2 separate regions of the Homo sapiens genome follow, and region 1 is linked to region 2. Evidence: chromatin contacts called from ENCODE Hi-C or POLR2A ChIA-PET data. All regions are on one chromosome and are shown on one strand. Each heading gives the region's core, a stretch centred on a gene start or an enhancer-like site at or near the end of the contact. The rest is flanking DNA. Distances are from core to core; before and after follow the strand shown. Region 1 has its middle 76 kb from the start of LINC02380. Region 2 overlaps LINC02380 (long intergenic non-protein coding RNA 2380).

Region 1 (2,700 bases), core at 118-2,617, 58 kb before region 2:
CCAGACAAGACATACCTGGGTTTGAATTCTTACCCTCAGTGAGGGTGATCAAGTCATTTAACTCCTGTTTTTCAGTTTCCACAGTGTAGAAGTAAAGCTATAGTAATACCCACTTCATTGGAATGGGCCATGGAATCTACATGTTTAGTGATCTCTCCTTGATGATTGTTACGCACACTGATGTTTCAAATCCTCTGCTTTAAAGCCATGCTTTTAAAAATAGCAATAGAACAGCAAATAAAATATTTCTAATACCCAAAGTAAGTGAGTTAATGTGACTTTGCTGAATTATTACCCTGGGTACACTTCGCAGATAGATTTTTCTTTAAATCACAAATAGATGTTGGCATATGCAGCATGTTTACATTGTGTGTGTGTGTGTGTGTGTGTGTGTGTGTGTGTGTCTTCAGCAAGACAAAAGAAAGAAATAAGGAGGAAAGAAAGAAAACACCCACATGATTCAAAGTGGATTTTTCCATTAAGTGTCTGTTGGCGGTAACTGCATGATAACACTTGTGAATATAACACTAACGATGCAGTTGCCTAATGGTCCCAACACAAATAATGCAGAAAATTACAAGTAATGCAGATGCAGACTCAATTACCACTGAATGCAGGCAAAAGGCAACCGGAGATATAACACGTGTCATTCTATGTTATCCCCATTCCTTCTACTCGGTTAAGACAGTCGCAGGGCTAGAGAAATTCCCTTTTTCAATTATTTTCCATGTCCTCTCAAAAGCATTTCCCTCCCCCAGGTTCTTTGGCTCATCCCAATATTGGGGCAATAGTTATTTGCATAATGTTCATATAGCCTAATCCCTATCATGAAACAGCAAAGATATGCATACTGGTTTTAGAGGAAGAAATTCATCTGTCTTGCATGCTTACTAGAAGTGAGACTCAGTGATTGATAGGTATTTGTATACATATTATTTAATTTTTTGATTGCCCTACAAAGTAAGTATTATTATGTCCATTTTAGGATAAGAAAATTAGATGCTCAAAAAGTTCAAGAAATTTAAGCAAGTCACTTGGGCTGGTAAATGACAGTGAGATTCCAACCAGGTTTGTCTGATTTTGAAAATTCATGCATTTTTTTACTACAAGGAATAAAGCCAGACGCATTGAAACAGCAAAGTTTCAGAGTTCCAAGCAACAAAATTCATACTTGGCAGGCATAAGCAGTAAAGGAATTTTACTGAAAGACTGTTAGAAAGTTCACAGAATCGTTGGGAGCACTGAAGAAACATGCTGGAGTTTCCCAGACAGGAGCAGTGCTTCATCATACCACAGAACTCATCTACTGGAAAAAATAGCCACCGGCAGAGCCGGCGTGGTCATGAAAGGCTGGGGCTGACATCACTGCTGGAATACCCTGGGAACTCAGGCTCACTGCTACCAAGATCACTTCCAAAGAGCACTCCCTACAATCTCTGCTTCTCTGCATGACTAAGCTCCCAGGTATTTAGTCCTTGCTTAACACTTTATCTCACTTAATGTATTTTGTAGGTATCCTCTCATTTATTCCTCACAAGGTCACTATGGAAGTGTACTCTGTTTATGCTCAATTTGCAGACAAGGAACCAAAGCTCAGACAAGTTAAGAGACTTACCCACGATCACAAAGCCAGTAGGTGATGGAGCTTCTTAACTCACATGTGTTAGTGACATGCTTTCGTGAAAGGGCCATCAGGGTTTTAGAACCACAAAAATCTGAGTTCAAATCCTCACTCTGAAGAAGAAGAAATAGTCTAGAACTATACATCTAATTGGTAAAGAGTAGTTCATGTGGTGATTCCCTACGTTTGAGGGAGGCTGAGAGCTAGTATCTGACATTTAACAGCATTTTTTAGTGAGAGACTGGCTCTGCCTCTCAACTACACTTATGAAAATCACAAAGCTTGTGTAACCTGGTTAACCTTCAGAATTTAGTCTCTGTCAGTGTTCATTAACAAAGCAAGATCTGTTTTTCAAAGAGAGAATAATTACTTAATGAAAAGAACATGGCTTTGCTCCAAAACCCTAGGTATTTCCACTCTGATTCTCCTATCTACCACAGGCTCCATTGAACATCTCAATTTGTTTCAGACACTTTGACCACTACTGGTTGCATTCACCACCTAGTAAGAGTGAAAGAATTACTTTTACAGCAGTTTAGACTTGTTGGGGTAGCTTCTTTTGCTCTAAACGCCACCAAAAAAAAAAAAAAAAAAAAAAACTGGTAGCTTTTGTTATCATGAGTCATATGTTGCATACATTGATTCCAAAATACAAAGAGCCCTTCAATCACTTCTTCCTTATCGATGGAGGGTAAAAAGCCTCACAATTTTTTTTTCCAATTTGAAGACATTTCCAGACAATTCTCAGACCACTAGAGCTTCAGAAATTTCACCAGAGTTACAGATTTCTACATGTTAAAAAAGTTATCTCCCATCCTCTAGCAATTAAGTATTCTCCAAAGCATCAAGGCATCTAGCCTATAGACCCTCAATATAGTACACAAACATGGTTTCCTGTGTGACGGTGAGACAATGAAAATCCCTGCAAACTAAATTGTGGCACAGAACTAGAGAACTGCCATAACTCTGAAGCAAAGGTGATAGGGACATCACTTCTCACCCTACCAGGTAAAAGCAAACCTCTTCAGGGTACTGACTTGTACCAAGATAGAGAAAACAGTCCAGTTAAAAAAGGAAAA
Region 2 (2,700 bases), core at 31-2,530:
AAGTTTATAATGAGGTATAGTGTAGTATATCTCAGGCCAGCTTCCTTGGCATAGATGGCAATTTCTTCAGTCCAGAACTTACAGTTCTATTTACTAAGATTCTGGGTCACATCCAACTTGCAAGAACTTTGCATCCATCTCCTTGAACCCAGCCTTGGGGTGCAAAGAGACAAACTCCTGGTCACCTTACTCCTTACTTATCTGTCTCCTGCTCCAAACCATGTGATGCCAGATGGCAAAACCATGTCTTATGAATATCCATATCCCCAGAACCAAGCCTAGTGCTGGCATGTAGTAGACACACTATCAGTATTTGTTTAATAAATTGATTTAAAGATAAGTCCCTTGTTCTTGGAAGCATTTCAGCAGTCCCCACAGGAAGATGAGGATGGGCAGTTTTGTTTTTGATGAGGAACCAACAGCACAATGTGCATGGTGACAGATGGCACACAAGTCAATGGCACACAGCTAGCAAATCAGGGTGGTCCTGCTGGAAGGGGAGGTTAATAACGCCAATGGTTACTGCCATCTGTTGTATTTAATCCATTTTCCCTCTCAAGACAGAACATCTTGGAGAAACTAATGCAGCACAACATTCTTATACTTTCTTAAGGTAAACTTTCCTCTCTGCTTATAGAAAGGGAGCTCACTGCTGACTGTGGGGATAACAGAACATGGTGCTTAGAGACAGGGAGGAGAGCCAGACTTCCTGCGTTCCAAGCTCAGCCCAGCTCTGCTAATCACTAGTTACATGACCTGGAGCAAATTGTTTAACCTCTCTGAGTCTCAGTTTCTTGATCTTAAAATACAAGGCTTATAATATTACCTCCCTCAAAGGAGTGTTGAGAGGTGAGAATTGAATAAGGTAACATGAGTACAGCATGTAGGGCATGCTTGGCTTGGGATGTGCTGTGTCGGTGTTTATTTAGTAACAGTATTATCCAAGTGTGATGTTGGATGGAAGTCCTGTAGGATGAGAATAAGGGGAAATGCCAAGAGGGAAAACCAGCTAGTGAAGAATGTCCCTGTATTTCTGGCCACCGTGGGCCAGGCCTGGCGGGGAGCAGTAATTATTGTAATTAAAAGCAAGTTTCAGTGTCTCAGAGACCCAAGTAGGATGGAGCCACTTGTCATAGGTTTTGCCTTGTGAGAAGGCAACGCTGTAACAGGCCACAAAATTGCTCTAACCTTCCGTTCCTAAGTTGTCACATGCTGCCGGATCGATGCCTCCCTGGCACCTGCTATTGCCAGCAATTTCGGCGCTCTTTCAACAGTACCTCTCTGCTGCTGCACCCATGCCAAGAACAGCTCAAGGGGCTGATAAAGAGACCTAAGTGCTAGGGCCACACAACCCAGGCTGACAAGAGGGCAGGGGGAAGAGAGGCTGGGGGCAGGGGGGAAAGGGAAGTGAGAGAGATGGAAGCAAGGAAGCCAGTGGCTGCGGGAGTGCCCAATCTTGTTTTAATATCCTTCTGACCCCAGAAAGAGAAATGACAGTGGAAAGCTTGTTAACAGCAACAGGACACAGAGCCAACCCTTTCTTTTCTCTACTTTCCAGGAGGCCCAGGTGACACAATCGCCTGATTTGTGTTCTCTGTGCTCCCTGGTATTTGGCCTACAGGTCTCTGCATTTTCTCTCCAACCTTTTAAAGCATAATAACAGACCGTGCCTTTCTGAAGCATGTGTTAGAGACAAAGAACACAGGAATATGTCATTTTCTATAAAGGCCAGAAAGGGTGTTGTGACCAGCGAAGTGCTAAAATGACATTTGCACTTAGGTGACAAACAAGCCCATTCCATTCCAGGTAAAGACCAGAGCTTTTTCCAGCAACAGTAAAACACAAGAAAGTAAAGGCTGCCCTCGTCAGGGTGCTCTGGGGATGACAACTGCTGCTTCAGAAGGCAGCAAGTTGCACTCTGGAGACAGACCTTGGATGAAAGATCAGGAATGAAAAGCCACATCTGCTTTCAGGTGGACGCTGCCTAAGGTCTTGTCCTTGAGCAATATTCTCCCAGGCACCAGTGCATTAGGAAAGAAGCAACAAACCAGGAGAGAGTCTTGTTTAAGCTGCCTGCTCACATAAGCAAAGTCTTTGAAATATGACTTTAAATAAACTGAACTTGAGAAACAAGATTTCTAATACTACAAGAATCTGTGAATAGGTGCATTAGACTGATACAAACTGTTAGCTGAATCCAATGCGTTTTTGGATGAGGGAGACAAGCAGCCATTCTCCACACAGCTAAAGAAGAAAAAATATGAAAGTGGCAGTTGAGAGGCGTAGGAACAGGAACACTCCTGGCTCCATCACAAGATTTGCTGCCTGAAATTGGGCAAGGTACTCGCCTGCTGTTGGACTCAGTTTCTTCATCCGTAAAATCAGGTGCCTGGCTGAAGGATGCCTGAGATTCCTTCCAGCCAAGACATGTTATGATCCATGACCTTCATTTTGTACTCTCAGCCAGCAGTATAAGTGCTCCAAAAGAAATAAATGGAGCAAAGAAAAGAATAAAATAAAATAAGAACGTCACGCCAGCCCATCCGTTTTCTACAACCTGTGGGCTCACCCCAATTGAGGGTCCTTGGAGTTAGGGCAAAAGGGTCTACAGTCCTGCCTCACACTTCTAATTGCTGGTATGATTCTTCTTTAATTCGACATACTGAAGTCATGGAATCTTTTTGCATTTTCTTACTTAAC

The links. A loop is a pair of places that touch in the nucleus more often than their neighbours do. ChIA-PET counts read pairs that join two places held with the same protein, here RNA polymerase II (POLR2A). Pooled maps may share reads with other maps.
Region 1: a loop to region 2 is called in a map of Caco-2, with 10 times the contacts of the local background. The contact joins two enhancer-like sites. A Hi-C loop is called at or near these places in 3 of 168 maps with a recorded cell type or tissue (Caco-2, Right ventricle myocardium inferior and esophagus muscularis mucosa) and 7 of 50 pooled maps. POLR2A ChIA-PET finds 5 or more read pairs at or near these places in 2 of 52 experiments (OCI-LY7 and activated T-cell).

The regions. Positions count from the first base shown.
Region 1 is chr4:57,500,603-57,503,302 of GRCh38, reverse strand. No RefSeq gene overlaps it. Among named protein-coding and RNA genes, the nearest start is that of LINC02380, 76 kb to the right of the region's middle. Within about 2 kb of position 1,367, at least 2 of the 41 ENCODE cell types and tissues checked have a DNase peak (open chromatin) inside an H3K27ac peak, as active enhancers do.
Region 2 is chr4:57,442,096-57,444,795 of GRCh38, reverse strand. The region is part of intron 4 of LINC02380 (long intergenic non-protein coding RNA 2380); the gene reads right to left. Among named protein-coding and RNA genes, the nearest start is that of LINC02380, 18 kb to the right of the region's middle. Within about 2 kb of position 1,280, at least 3 of the 41 ENCODE cell types and tissues checked have a DNase peak (open chromatin) inside an H3K27ac peak, as active enhancers do.